Regions from separate parts of the Homo sapiens genome. Here region 2 is linked to region 1. A link is a contact called in ENCODE Hi-C data. All regions are on one chromosome and are shown on one strand. Each heading gives the region's core, a stretch centred on a gene start or an enhancer-like site at or near the end of the contact. The rest is flanking DNA. Distances are from core to core; before and after follow the strand shown. Region 1 has its middle 49 kb from the start of NXNL2. Region 2 has its middle 45 kb from the start of MIR4289.

Region 1 (6,844 bases), core at 2,262-4,761:
AGATTTTATTCTTTACTTTTTAAACTTGATTTTGAAATAAGTTGGAACTTAAAGTTGCAAAAACAGTACAAAAATTTTCTGTATGCCTTACCCCAGTTTCCCCAGTGTTTACACCTCACATAATTATGTTAAGATAGTCAATCCCAGGGACTTAGCATTGATGCAGTACTGTTAACGAATCCACCCATGCTCTTCAGATTTCATCCATGGCCCCACTGATGTCTTTCTCTGATCCAGGACCCAGTCCAATATCTCATGCTGTATTTAAGTCATCAAATGTCCTTGGTCTCTTTTAGTCTGGAATGGTTCCACAACTTTTCTTTGTCTCTAATGACCTTCAGACTTTTTTTAAAGAGTACTGGCCATGATTTTGTGGCACGTTCCTCCTGATTAAATGTAGCTTATGCATTATTTTTTGCAAGAATATCATAAGAGTGACGTGGTATCCTCCTCAGTGTGTGGTATCAGAGGGCACATAAGGCCAGTATGTGGCATGACTGATGATGCTAACCCGGCTCACCTGGTGAAGGTGCTGTGTGCAGCTTTCTCCTCGGGGCAGTTGCTATTTTTCCCTATGTAATTAATCTGTATCTCCATACCGGCCTTTTCATGCACTGACTCACAGTGTCTGCCAAGTTAAGTCTTTTAGCTGCTGTCCCAGCCACTGCCTTGGAAGGAGCTTCTGTCTGCAGCTACCCACTGCAAGAAATGGGCGAAGCCTATTTGGAGCTTCACTGAAACCAAGAGGACAAAGCTGGCTGGGGGTCCACAAGGAGTTCCTCATCAATGACCTCCAACACCCAGTGTGTCCAAAGACAAAGGCAATGCTACCACTTTTGGGGGGAGTTTGGCAATAGTGAGCATGAGTAATTTTAAATGAAGCAACCACTTTTTCTTTTTTTTTTTTGAGATGGAGTTTCGCTCTTGTTGCCCAGGCTGCAGGAGTGCAATGGCGTGATCTCAGCTCACCACAACCTCTGCCTCGTAGGTTCAAGCGATTCTCCCGCCTCAGCCGCCTCAGCCTCCCGAGTAGCTGCAATTACAGGCATGCGCCTGCATGTGCCACCATGCCTGGCTAATTTTGTATTTTTAGTGGAGACGGGGTTTCTCCATGTTCGTCAGGCTGGTCTCAAACACCCGACCTCAGGTGATCCGCCCACCTCGGCCTCCCAAAGTGTTGGGATTACAGGCGTGAGCCACTGCACCCGGCTGCAACCACTTTCTTAACCCATTTATTTGTGACTGTGTTGTTTCCAGATCAGTAAGAACATATTGTGGAATGGACTTTGCTGCACATAAGTACTTGCTGATGTCTATGCTTTTCTCTACAGTTGAGAAGGTTCTGTTTTTCAAGGTGAGCCTAACCATGGGCAAGATGACCACATTTGTGGCCGGTTCTGGTGGCTGCAGCCCATGGAGAGGAGTGGTTTTGGCACATCTCCTTATGGACTTCGGCTTCCTCTCCTGTCACCACTCCCCACCCCAGAGCTCATTCGGGGTTCTCATTCACTACTTCTGTCATTCCTCACCTGGCTTCTGGAAGAATATTTGAGTTGCAGGAGGTTTTGCTACTCTCTAGTCCTATATTTGTACAAAGAAATGGAATTTTGTTTGGGAAGGGGAGGATGTTCTTCATTAGAAAAGCAGTCTAGACCTGGGTGCAGTGGCTCACGCCTGTAATCCCAGCACTTTGTGAGGCCGAGGTGGGCGGATCACGAGGTCAGACCATCCTGGCTAACACGGTGAAACCCTGTCTCTGCTAAAAATACAAAAAATTAGCTGGGCATGGTGGCGGGCGCCTGTAGTCCCAGCTACTCGGGAGGCTGAGGCAGGAGAATGGTGTGAACCCGGGAGGCGGAGCTTGCAGTGAGCCGAGATCGCACCACTGCACTCCAGCCTGGGCGACAGAGAGAGACTTCATCTCAAAAAAATAAAAAAATGAAAAAAAAGAAAAGCAGTCTAAGTTGGGAGATTGCACCATTAGCAAGTATTAAGCACTATTTGCTGCATAGCAAAATATCTCAAAACTTAGAGGCTTAAAACAATCCTTCCTTCCTTCCTTCCTTTCTTCCTTCCTTCCTTCCTCCCTCCTCCCCTCCCTCCCTCCCTCTCTCTCTTTCTTTCTTTCTTCTTTCTTTCTTCTTTTGACAGTCTTGCTCTGTCACCCAGGGTGGAGCACAGTGGCACGATCTTGGCTCACTGCAACCTCCACCTCCTGGGTTCAAGCAATTCTTGTGCCTTAGCCTCCTGAGTAGCTGGGATTACAGATATGTGCCCCACACCCAGCTAATTTTTGTATTTTTAGTAGAGATGGGGCTTTGCCATGTTGGCCAGGCTGGTCTCGAACTCCTGACCTCAAGGGATCCTCCCGCCTTGGCCTCCCAAAGTGCTGGGATTACAGGTATGAGCCACTGAGCCTGGCCCAACGATACCCCTTTTCTTTGGTTTACTAGTCTAGGAGTTGGTTGGGCATTTCTTCTAGTTTGGGCCAGCTTGATGGTCTCTACTGGACAATTCCATGTGTCTGTGGCCAGTGGGCAGCCAGGCAGCTAGGACACCTTGATGCTGCTCTCTGTGGCCTCTTATCCCCTGGCAGGCCCGACTGGGCTCATTCCCATGGTGGTTTTGGGATTCTAAGCCTGTGCAGCACTGTTCAAGTCTCTGCTTCTGCGGCATTTGTTACCGCTGCACTGCAAACGTGGATGAAAGCCCTAATGCGTGGCATGCTCGTGGAGACCCACTCAGTGTTATCTTCTTAGTTCCTTTGGAATATCAGGGTTCACTCTTTCAGCAGGGCACAACTTCCAAGAGTGAGAGGGAATGTTCTCTGAATTCCTCCAATCCATAGCTCACTCTTCTTAGGTCGAGCAGGAATAATGGTATTTGACGCTGCATGGTAATCTGGCCCTAAAGTGGATTTCCATCACCCCGCTGGTCTCTGGTCAGCATCTGAGGGGTCTGACTGTTCACGGGTGACTCCACCCTACACAGACACCCCCGCTTTGGGGGCATGAAATCTTAGGATGGTGCTGAGATTGTGCTGCTCTGATGCTTTGGGATGAAAGCTAGACTTTGGTCGTGGTGGTGGTGGTTTATCATTGCTGTGGATTGAATTGTGTCCTGCATTTACCAAATTCATATGTTGAAGCCCTCACGCCCAATGTGATTGTGTCTGGAGACAAGGTCTGTAGAATGCAATTAGGGTTAAATGTGTCACAGGGTAGCCCTAATCTGATATGACTGTGGTCTTATAAGGAGAGGAAGAGAAAGAGCTTCTTTTCTCTCCACCATGTGAGAACACACTGAGAAGGCACTTGTCTGCAAGCCAGGAAGAGAACCCTTGCCAGGAACCAAATCAGCTGACACCTTGATGTGGACTTCCCTACCTCTAGAACTATGAGAAAGTAATTTTCTTTTATCTGTAAGCCACTCAGTCAATGGTATTTTGTTTCAGCAGCCGGAGCCAACTAATACATGCGGCCACCTTCTCTCCATGCCTGCACTTTCTGTTCCAAGCCATCTGGTGGAAGCAATCCAATTGCCTGCAGAATCATCCGAAAGCATCACTGGGAAGAAGCTGGTGGAACTAAGAAGCAATTCTTTAGCCTGACAGCCAGTCTGTTTTTAGTATTTCTAAACATGAAATCATCTCAGAAGAAGCCAAGGGCTGTCGAGGTGATTTGCCTGAGGTCCTACAACTCATCACTGACTGTGTTTGGAGGAAGGAAGTAATTAACTATAAATGTGATTATAAGGGTGGGGCCTTAATCTGATAGGACCAGTGTCCTTATAAGAACAGGAAGTGTGTGCGTTCACTGAGGAAAAGCCATGCAAGAACACAAAGAGAAGGCGGCTGTCTGCAAGCCTGGAGGAGAGCTCTGCCTAGAAACTAATCCTGCCGGGCATCTTAATCTTGGAATTCCAGCCTCCAGAACAGTGAGAAATAAATGTCTGTTGTTTAAACTACTCAGCCTGTGGTATTTTGTTATGACAGCCTGAACGAAAAAATACAGTCACTTAATGTCCAGAGAGAAAAAACATGTTTGAAGCTAAGAAACCATCCACTCAGGGAGGATCAGTCATCAATCCTCCTGAGTCTGAGCCATCTGAGCTATCAGCCCAAGTTCCTAGAGGCTCTAAGGACAGGGGAGTTCACCTGTGGCTAGTCTCCTGAGCTACAATGAGGTATGGGGTGTGGGTGTGTATTTTCTCCTGTTGCATTTCCGTTTTTTTTTTTTTTTACATGAAGTTTCACTGTGATGCCCAGGCTGGAGTGCAGTGGCACAATCTGGGCTCACTGCAATATCCACTTTCCGAGTTCAAGCAATTCTCCTGCCTCAGCCTCCCGAGTAGCTGGGATTACAGGCACACGCCACCATGCCCAGCTAATTTTTGTCTTTTTGGTAGAGATGGGGTTTTACCATGTTGGCCAGGCTGGCCTCAAACTCCTGACCTCAAGTGATCTGCCTGACTTGGCCTCCCAAAGTGTTGGGATTACAGGCGTGAGCCACCATGCCTTGCCTCTCCTGTTGTATTTCTAAGTCAGTTCAGAAATGGGTCCTGAAGAAGAGGGTGAAGGGTTAGAGGCAACAGCTTCAGCTCTATTTGAAATCTTAATTCATGACATCTCGTTTCTGAATGGTGAGACATAAAGATCACCACTTACATGTCATTAAGCACAGAACCCTTGATAAATTAATGAGAAAACACATTCTCACTTCATTTTATGAAGTCTAGGTTATATGGCTATGTCCCTCCTCACATGTATGTACATTAGCAGTAAAGACACACCTCAGCAGGTCAACTCAGTTTTCCATGGATAAATTATTTTCTTAAGTTTCTTTTTGAGCCACACACACCAATAATACCAGACAGAGCTGAAATTCTGCCATCATTGTTTTGGAAAATGGTCAATTCTGTGCACTTATCCTAGATGAGTTCTTTTCCCTGAGAAGTGATTTTAACATTCTCTTGAATCCAGACAAACATGTGATGATTATATGTAGCATTTTCTCCAGAAACCATGTTTATTTTCACCACTGGGAATTACTTTTCTTGGGCTTTTGTGGTACAATTTCCCTGAATGTGTTCCAACCATGTGCATAAACACAGCAGCAGTGTGTTACAAACAAATTCTACTCCTTGCCAAGTGTCCAGGAATATCAAAAGCAAATATTTCCTAGTATTGCTTAGGAGAGTAAAAAAGGAGTGATGAAAGTGAAGACATTTCAATTTGAATTGATACCACATTTGACAATAAATTTCTCCAGGCAGTGACGACTGGATAGGACTTGAATGGAAGGCCCTCTCACCTTTCCCCTTCCACCTGAATTTTGCACCTGTCTCCAAGGGTTTGCCTGCACCTTGCCTCCGGAGGTCCTGTCCTCCAGCTTCGGTTATTTACTGCATCACATTCACCACCAATTGCTGCCCTTCTTCTTTCTGCCCTTTCACAGGCCAGACGTTGGTTTGTTCATCCATTGGGAATATTTATTTATTAAAATCAATAAATACATATTTATCAGTGTAAAACATACTTATTATTCAAAGAATCAAACAGAACCGAAAATCTCACAATGAAAAGAATAAGTCCCCTTGCCCCTCCCCAAGGTCCCCCAGCCCAGCTTCTCAGAGTCACTCACTTTTAAACTTCTTAGCAGTTTCTTCTGCTAGTCACCTCCATAGCTTTTAGTCAGTATGCTCATATAATTACTTCTTGATTTGATCAATTTTATTAAGTAATTGTGAAATGATTTTCTGTAATGACAGATTTTCTTGCCTCATGTTTTTGTCTTCTCTCACATCTTATCATACAGTTGAATCAATAATCAATATTTTTATTACTAGGATAGCTATTTACATATTGTTCACTGAGGCCCCAAGAGGTGAATATACAATGTGTCCATTTCCTGTTTTGTGGAGCTTTTTGTTTCTGCTGGAGTTTTTAATTGCCTCATTTTTCACTTGTATATTTTCTAGCCACATATTTTTGTTATTGTCCCCAAATGTTCAATTTTTATAATTTGTTCTACTAGATTTCTCCCTTTCCCCAAGAGTCTTCCCTTCTGCATACTTCTATAAACCCGTCACATCTGGGCTGCTTGCCCTCTAGGCCTGTGGCGCATTTCTCACCCTAGAGCTGCTTCTTACTCTCCTGGGTGGGGCCTACTGTTTCTTTGCTTCCTTGTTTTCCTAATGTTACTGGACATTATTTTCAGTAGCTATTTAAGGAAGGGCCAAGAAAGGTCAATTTTATGAATCTTTATATGTACGAAAATTTCTTTAGTCTGTCTTTACATGTGATGAATACTTTGCTGAATGTATAATTTCAGGCTGAAAATAATTTTCCCTTGGAGTTTTTTAGGTATTAGTGTCTTCAGGAAGATAGCAGGCAACATAACATCTTCACTGATAATGAGGTGGTAAGTGAAGGCCTTAACTTTAAAGTTAAAGATTTAAAGATGCCCCTAGTTCCACCTCCTTTATACAACTCATTCACCTGTTTGCTTAACACTGAGCCAGTGCTCGGTGCTTCACAGTGGTCATTCTTTACAGGCTGAAGGGTCTTTGCCTAGGTGGTTTGTGTCTATCAGTACATCCAAATATCTTTCCCTTTATAAAAAATAGTGTTTGTCATTTTCTCAGCAGGGTTTTTTTTTGTTAATTTTTTTGTTACGAGATAGTACCCCCCACACCCCCCAACTTGTGGTTGTCTTTCCTTTCAAATTGGAATGACTCGTCTATTTCTCAATAGATCTGAAGGACTGCTGCAGGTCGTGTTTTCTTCTTCAGTTTTGCTGGCAGCAAGCCAGGGTTGGGTGCCAACAGCACAGGGTGACACTGA
Region 2 (6,844 bases), core at 3,054-5,553, 210 kb after region 1:
TTCTTTTATCTAAAGAGAAAGCTGTGGCTGTCAGTGAATGGGAAGGTGGCTCCCTACTCTGAGAGCCAGGTAGGAAGTGGAGCTCACCTTCCTGATAGCACGCTGGGGAAGGGCTAGGAAACATTTCCTACATTTTGTTGAATATTGTTTATATTTGTTGCCCCCATTTTTTTCTCTACTCCTTTTTTTTCTCTATCTGTTACACCAACTCCATCTTGGCTTTGTCTCCACCTCGTCACCAGACTCTTCTTGTCAAGGTTATCCGAGATCTCCACTTTGCTCAATCCAGTGTCCAAGTCCTGGCTGCTATGGGCTCGACCTGTCACATGTATGATGGAGCTGACTGCTCTGTGCTTGAGGCACCCCTCCCTTTTTCCTGTGCACAGCTCTCCTCTCTCAGGGGCCACTCTCGAATGGTCCAGAGCTTGCCCTCAGAGGGTTATTTTTCTCTTCTATTCACCCTCACTCCCTAGGTCCTCGCTTCTGGTCTCACAGCTTTTCACACCAACTGTATGCTGATGATGTCCAAATCTTTATTTACAGCCCAACCTCTCTCCTAAACTTCCTCCTTGATGGCTCCGCCAGGAAGTCTGCCAGGGGCCTCAAGCTTAGTCCATCCAGACTGATCCCATTTATTCATCTGATTATCCTGCAGTGCCATCATCTTAGGAAATTGCTACTCCCTCCTTCCAGTAACCAAGGCAAATACACAAGGCTTGTCTTTCTCTCATATCCCACTGCCAAAGCTTTAGCAAAGTCTTTGAGTCTACCTTGAAAATATACACAGAATCTGACCACTTGTCACCACCTGCACGTCAATAGCCATGTCCAAGGTGCTACCACCTCTTGCTGGGATTATTTCTACAGCTCCTAATTGGCATCCCAATTCCTGCCACGGCCCTTCCATAGAACATTCTCAATACAGCCTCCAAAGACAATCTTTTAAAGCCTAAGTCAGACCACATAACCTCCTCCCCGAGGCTTTCCCATGATGCTCCATTTCACTCTGAGTAAAAGCCAAAACCTACAAAGTGGCCTCCAGGACAACCTGTGCTTATCCCTGTTACTGCTTCCAACTCATGTCCAGCTACTTGCACCCTCACCCAATTCTCCCTGCCTATTGGCCCCTCTCTGTTCCTTGGGCACATGAGATCCAAGCTTACTTCTAGAACTTCACCCTTGCTGACCCCTCTCCCTGGAAGATTCTTCCACCAGTTGATCTCAAGTCCTCCAGTCTCTCCTTAAATAGCACTGCTTCAGCAGAACCTTCCCTGGTGCTAACGGAAAGCACCCCACCACCTCCCATAAACACACACACTCAGCAGTATTGTCCCCTTCATCCCATTTAGTTTTTCCATCTGCATATCACCACTTGTCATCTGCATGTGAACTTGCTCAGTTTTTTTAAATGGTCATTTTATCTCCTGATTTCCACAAAGACAAGGACTTTGATTTGTTCACTCATCTGTCTCTAGTACCCAGAACAATGCTTTACAAAGATCAGACTCAGAAATATTTTTTGAATGAATTAGCTAATTCGAACCTTGATTAATATTCTTTTGGGGCCAGGCATGGTGGCTCACGAGTATAATCCCAGCACTTTGGGAGGCCGAGGTGGGTGGATCACTTGAGGTCAGGAGTTCAAGACCAGCCTGGCCAATATGGCAAAACCCCATTTCTACTAAAAATATAAAAATTAGCTGGGCAAGGTGGCACACGTCTGTGACCCCAGATACTTGGGAGGCTGAGGCAGGAGAATGGCTAGAACCCAGGAGGCAGAGGTTGCAGTGAGCTGAGATTGCATGCTACTGCACTCCAGCCTGGGCAACAGAGTGAGACTCTGTCTTCAAAAAAAAAATTCTTTTGGTAGCATGCATATTTTTATGTGACCAATTTTGTTACCACAAAGTTTAAAAAGAGCTAGAGAACAGCCTTCAAGAGGAGACTGCTGTCCATATACTGCCAGGTCCTATGCTTGGCATGGACACTGTGGGTGGGAAAGAGGTAGATCTTCCGAGTGTCTCCCGACAATGATACCCTGTACATCACCCACATCAGGGCTGGTCCTTTGCTCTATTTGGGCCTGAAATGACCTGGAGGCCACACTGGGCAGGCTACTTATGGGTGGACAGCTGGTCTACCAGAGGAATCTGGTAGCCTCCTTAATGCTCAGGTTTAGATCTCCAATCTCCCAAATCCTACATTAATGAGAAGTAACTTTTGGCAATTCAGATCCTGAAAGTGTAAGTTAGAAAAACCAATAGTTTATTGGCCCCAATTCCCACTTCAACCTTTCCTGTTTACAAAAAGAAGGCTAGAGAATTGATCATTCATGATGTGAGTACTTTTCACTTTTTAGAGAACAAGAACAAAATTGCTGAGGGGGTTTTCAGAGCTTTTTAATGATGGAGTTGTGTTTAAAAGATACAGGATTAAAATTGTGGAGGTCTCTACTGGTCTTATCTTGGGCATTTTGGGCATCAAGATAAATTATCATAGTAGTAGACTATAGCCCATTGAAGGAAATAGGCCCCCATGAGTCCACCCTGATATAAATGAATGAGTAAATGGAAAAAAGAGAAGCCTCTCCCTTAAGTAGAATGCTGACTAATGCATGCAAAAGGAATGATGGAATTACAAAATTATCACTTGGAAATCACCAAAAGGGTGGTGATTCAGGGAGAAGTCATTACTAGGTGTTGTGGCTAGTAAGTGGGAGTTGACGAGAAAAGGGTAGAGTTGTAGTCTCAGTACATCATCCACAACATAATCATCAATTGCAAAGGAGAAATGCTGACTTTGCTGAGGAGAGGACTGGCAGGCTCTGAGGTGATGAAGGCGACCCTCTGCAGGAGTGGGAAGTGCCCGCATCATGTGCACTGAGCACTGCATGGTTTCCATCATGGAGACCTGGCCTGAGTCTGTTGTGAGGACATACCATGCCTCAGTTTCTCTAAAACTACCAAGGACATGAGAGACAGAGAAGGGGCAAGGAACTGCTCCAGACTGAAGGAGACTGAAAAGACAGGACAACTGCATATGGCGTGCAAACCTGGATTGAATTATATGCCAGAAAGGAAGTAGAGATGGTGCTGGGAAAGCTGGCACAATGGGGATGGTGTCTGTGGGTTGGATGCAAACGTATTGGTGTGGGTTTCTCAATTAGAGGAGTTGTGCAGTGTTTATGTAGGAGAGTGTCTTTGGGGAAAACACACTGCAGTATCTAGGGGTATCTGCAGCATGCTCACAAATGGTTCCAAAACAGATGAGTGATTTATGATTATAGATGGATAGAAGAAAGTGTGATGGTGAAAATGATGGTAAAATTTAAGCCATCATAGGAGAAATGGGATTTTTAAAAAATATTATTCTGTTAACTTTTTTGTAAGTTTGATCTATTCCAAAATATGTCATTAAAAGTACAGAAATGCTGGGATAAATAGTATCCTGATAGAATGAGATAATGAGCTTTCTATCATTATTAGGCAAAAATTTAATTAGCCACTAGCAGAATCTACTCTCTCAGGTTAATTATAGTGGAAGTATCCCAAAAATGGAAACGAGAGTTACTCAGTTTTCAATCAGGGTGACAGAGTCACAAAACTCTATGACCCACAGCAAAGCAGTGTTCATTCACCAGGAATTTCCCAGGGAGACCTGAACATCTCTTTATTTCATTTTAAATTTTAAAATAAACATCTTTTCACCTTGAAAGTCCTTAAAGAAAACTTAAAATATACTGAAAAGTAGGGAAAAAGCACAGAGAAAACCTAAATACAGCTCTTGTTAATATTTTGGTCCATTTTCTTCCAATTTTTTTGAAGCAGAATTTTGCTTTTTTCTCTTTAAGGACAAGTCTAATTGTATTTATGTACCTTTTTATCCTCTGTGTCTTTCTCTTAGCATCTCAAGCATTTTCCCATGTTGTTATGTAGTCTTTCTCAACAACTTTATTGGCCAATAATACTCCATCAGGTACAGGTGCCTGCTGGGAGTCTCTTAGCCCTGCCCTGTGGATGGCAGAGGAGGAAGTGGTCAGGCCTTTGTCAAGCTTTTGAGTCAGCCCACCTGGGCCTTCTGGGTCCAAGACAATCCCTTTTGCAACTAAGTCAACTTTTCTAGAATCTCCCTGTTACTTACAATCCAAAGCATTCTATCTGCTTCAGTGGGCTCCTGAATTTTTGAATTTTGTCTGGAGTGATAAAAGAGCTCACAGTTCAGAAGTTGTAAGTAATTTGTCAGTGACAGAAGAACTCATGGCTTGGAGAAGACAGGAAAGCATTACCCTGCCAGGAAATGTTCTTATTCATACCACAGTGTGAGGCAATGGAAGCAAACATTCTCATTTGACTTGGGAAAGCTTTCAACTTTCATCCACCCACACCCAGGACCTTTCACTTATGAATAACAAGTGCCTTTGGGGTTGGTTTGGGTGTGTGGATTTTGAGGATGCTCTGTGCTCCTTTAGGCAGCAGGGAGTTTTTCCAGATGAGGAAGCCTGCAGCCTTTCCCTCCTGAATGTTCTCCCTTCAAGAAGCAGACAACTAATGACGCCTTCCTCACGCCTGTTGCTTATATGGCTTCCACAGTGCCTTGACTTATCTTATCTCATGGGGTTTGGGCAACCACTCTTGGAAGTAGATAACTCTCATTATTAACTTCACTTTGCAGATTTCGAAATTAGGGCCTAAAAAGGTTAAATGACCTGCCTGATGTTACACATGCAGAAAGTGTGGGGTTATTTGTACATCTGATTTTCTAAGAATGATAACATTCATGTTTGATGATCAGTAGTGGTTAAGAATACAACACTGGGCTTTGTTGTCAATAGACAACAGAGTCAAGTAAGATAAAAAAACAAAGTAAGCTAAAGTATTGTCAGTAATTTACTTTAAAAATTCTTAAGTTTTTAGAATGGTGTGTGTGTGTGTGTGTGATATGTGTGTGTATGTGATGTGTGTGTGATGTGTGTGTGTGGTGTGTGTGTGTGTGTGTGTTTATGTCAACATTGATCTAAACTCCCAGGGCTTTTATTTACCATGTGGAGGACACTAATGAGGAATCCTAACTACCTTAATTTAGACCTTAATTTGGAATCAGTTTTCCAGAAACAACTAAGGCAAGCCTTTAAATATTACCATCAGAATCAGCAGTAACAGGTCCATTGATCAGTGTAAGGACTGTTGGATAATTTATTTTGATGAAATAAGTGGCATAATTATATGTGATTGGTTGCAAGACTGGCAAAGTTGCCTCCACCCGTGTATGAATGGAGTAAAAGCATCCAGCAAACCCAGTAGTCTCCCCACTTTGGAGTGGTGCTCAGGATGTGGAAATCTGTTTCATCCTTCACTTGATCGGACTGACAGACCAGATGTTCCCACCTTCCCATAATGGTTGCAATTGCCAGGGGTGAATTCTTCTATACTTAATGTGCTTCCCAGGGAGCCTAAAAGGATGCAGCAGCATAGAAGCTTAAGAGATCACGTTTTATGAAGGATTCTGCATCAGCTGGTTCATACATAGAGCTAATAAATGTCTGTATGAGTTCAGTCTGAGACTTGCTTTCCACACAACACCTGGTAAGGAGGATTGGGAGAAGAGACATGGTTTCTGACCACCTCTAATGTTCAGAGGCTGTCAGTATGTCAGTATTTCCCCCAAATTATTTGGTATTTGGGAACAACCAAAGGGTCTTAGGTTGGAACACAACAATCAGGGTTCTCAGATTTCACTTGGATTTTTGTAGTTAAGGCCCTAATATCAGCCCTAAACCCTGTCTTCTCATATTTAAACTACAAGCGCATCTCTGTCACACAGTCTCTGGCTCCAGCATGGCCTCAGGCAGGGAATGGTCCAATCATGCCCAGTATGTCTGGGTCTCTGTAACCAGGAATCATTGTGGGATTCCAAGGAGCTCCCCATGTGTTGAGGAATAGAGAAGAGATTGGGATCTAAAGACATTGAATTCTGTAGGGGCATTCCAATATATAGATCCAAATCACAGGCCCACAGGGAGCATGCAAAGTGTTCATGCTGGATGGAGGATGAATGATTTAATCAGTGCAATCAGCCCACAGCAATTCCTCCAAACTCAATAGGAGGTCCATTACGGTTTACTTTTTAATGGAGCTAGACTTCCTTTAGCGTGGGACATGGCCCTAAAAAATAAAAAGAAAATTAATCAGACTTCTGGGTTCAGCTTTGACATGTGAAGAGATCAGAAGTCATCAATAAGAAAAAGCTTCCCAACACTTTGGGAGGCCGAGACAGGCAGATCATCTGAGGTCAAGAGTTTGAGACCAGCCTGGCCAACATGGTGAAACCTCGTCTCTATTAAAAATACAAAAGAATTAGCTGGGTGTGGTGGTGCACGCCTGTAATTCCAGCTACTTGGGGGACTGAGGCAGGAGAATCACTTGAACCTGGTAGACGGAGGTTGCAGTGAGCTGAGATTGTGCCATTGCATGCCAGCCTGGGCGACAAGAGCGAAACTCCATCTCAAAAAAAAAAAAAAGGAAAAAGAAAAAGCTGAAAAAAACCTGAAAATCAATGACTTTTTCTAGACCCAGCAGAGAACTGAGATTACAAACCACACCCTGAAGTCTGTCGAGACAGGTGAATCCAGAGACACAGCCAAGATCTACTGGCCTGGGGAAGAAGCTGCTGGAGCAGTAACTGGCAGGAAGTCTTAAACATGAATTTTGATGACTTGCTGGAGGCTGAGTATGGACTAGTGTGAAAGTGGGTATCTCCTATGGGCTGCAGTCCTAGAGGGACCCACTGTTACGGTTTTTACCTTCAGAAATCCCAACAGCTTCTCACAATGAAGAGAAAAGCAAGA

What was found. A loop is a pair of places that touch in the nucleus more often than their neighbours do. Pooled maps may share reads with other maps.
Region 2: a map of esophagus muscularis mucosa shows a loop between it and region 1 (4-fold over the local background). The contact joins two enhancer-like sites. A Hi-C loop is called at or near these places in 2 of 168 maps with a recorded cell type or tissue (esophagus muscularis mucosa and heart right ventricle) and 7 of 50 pooled maps.

Annotation. Positions count from the first base shown.
Region 1 is chr9:88,580,545-88,587,388 of GRCh38, forward strand. It overlaps a transcript of NXNL2 not described here. Among named protein-coding and RNA genes, the nearest start is that of NXNL2, 49 kb to the left of the region's middle. Within about 2 kb of position 3,512, at least 3 of the 41 ENCODE cell types and tissues checked have a DNase peak (open chromatin) inside an H3K27ac peak, as active enhancers do.
Region 2 is chr9:88,787,273-88,794,116 of GRCh38, forward strand. No RefSeq gene overlaps it. Among named protein-coding and RNA genes, the nearest start is that of MIR4289, 45 kb to the left of the region's middle. Within about 2 kb of position 4,304, at least 4 of the 41 ENCODE cell types and tissues checked have a DNase peak (open chromatin) inside an H3K27ac peak, as active enhancers do.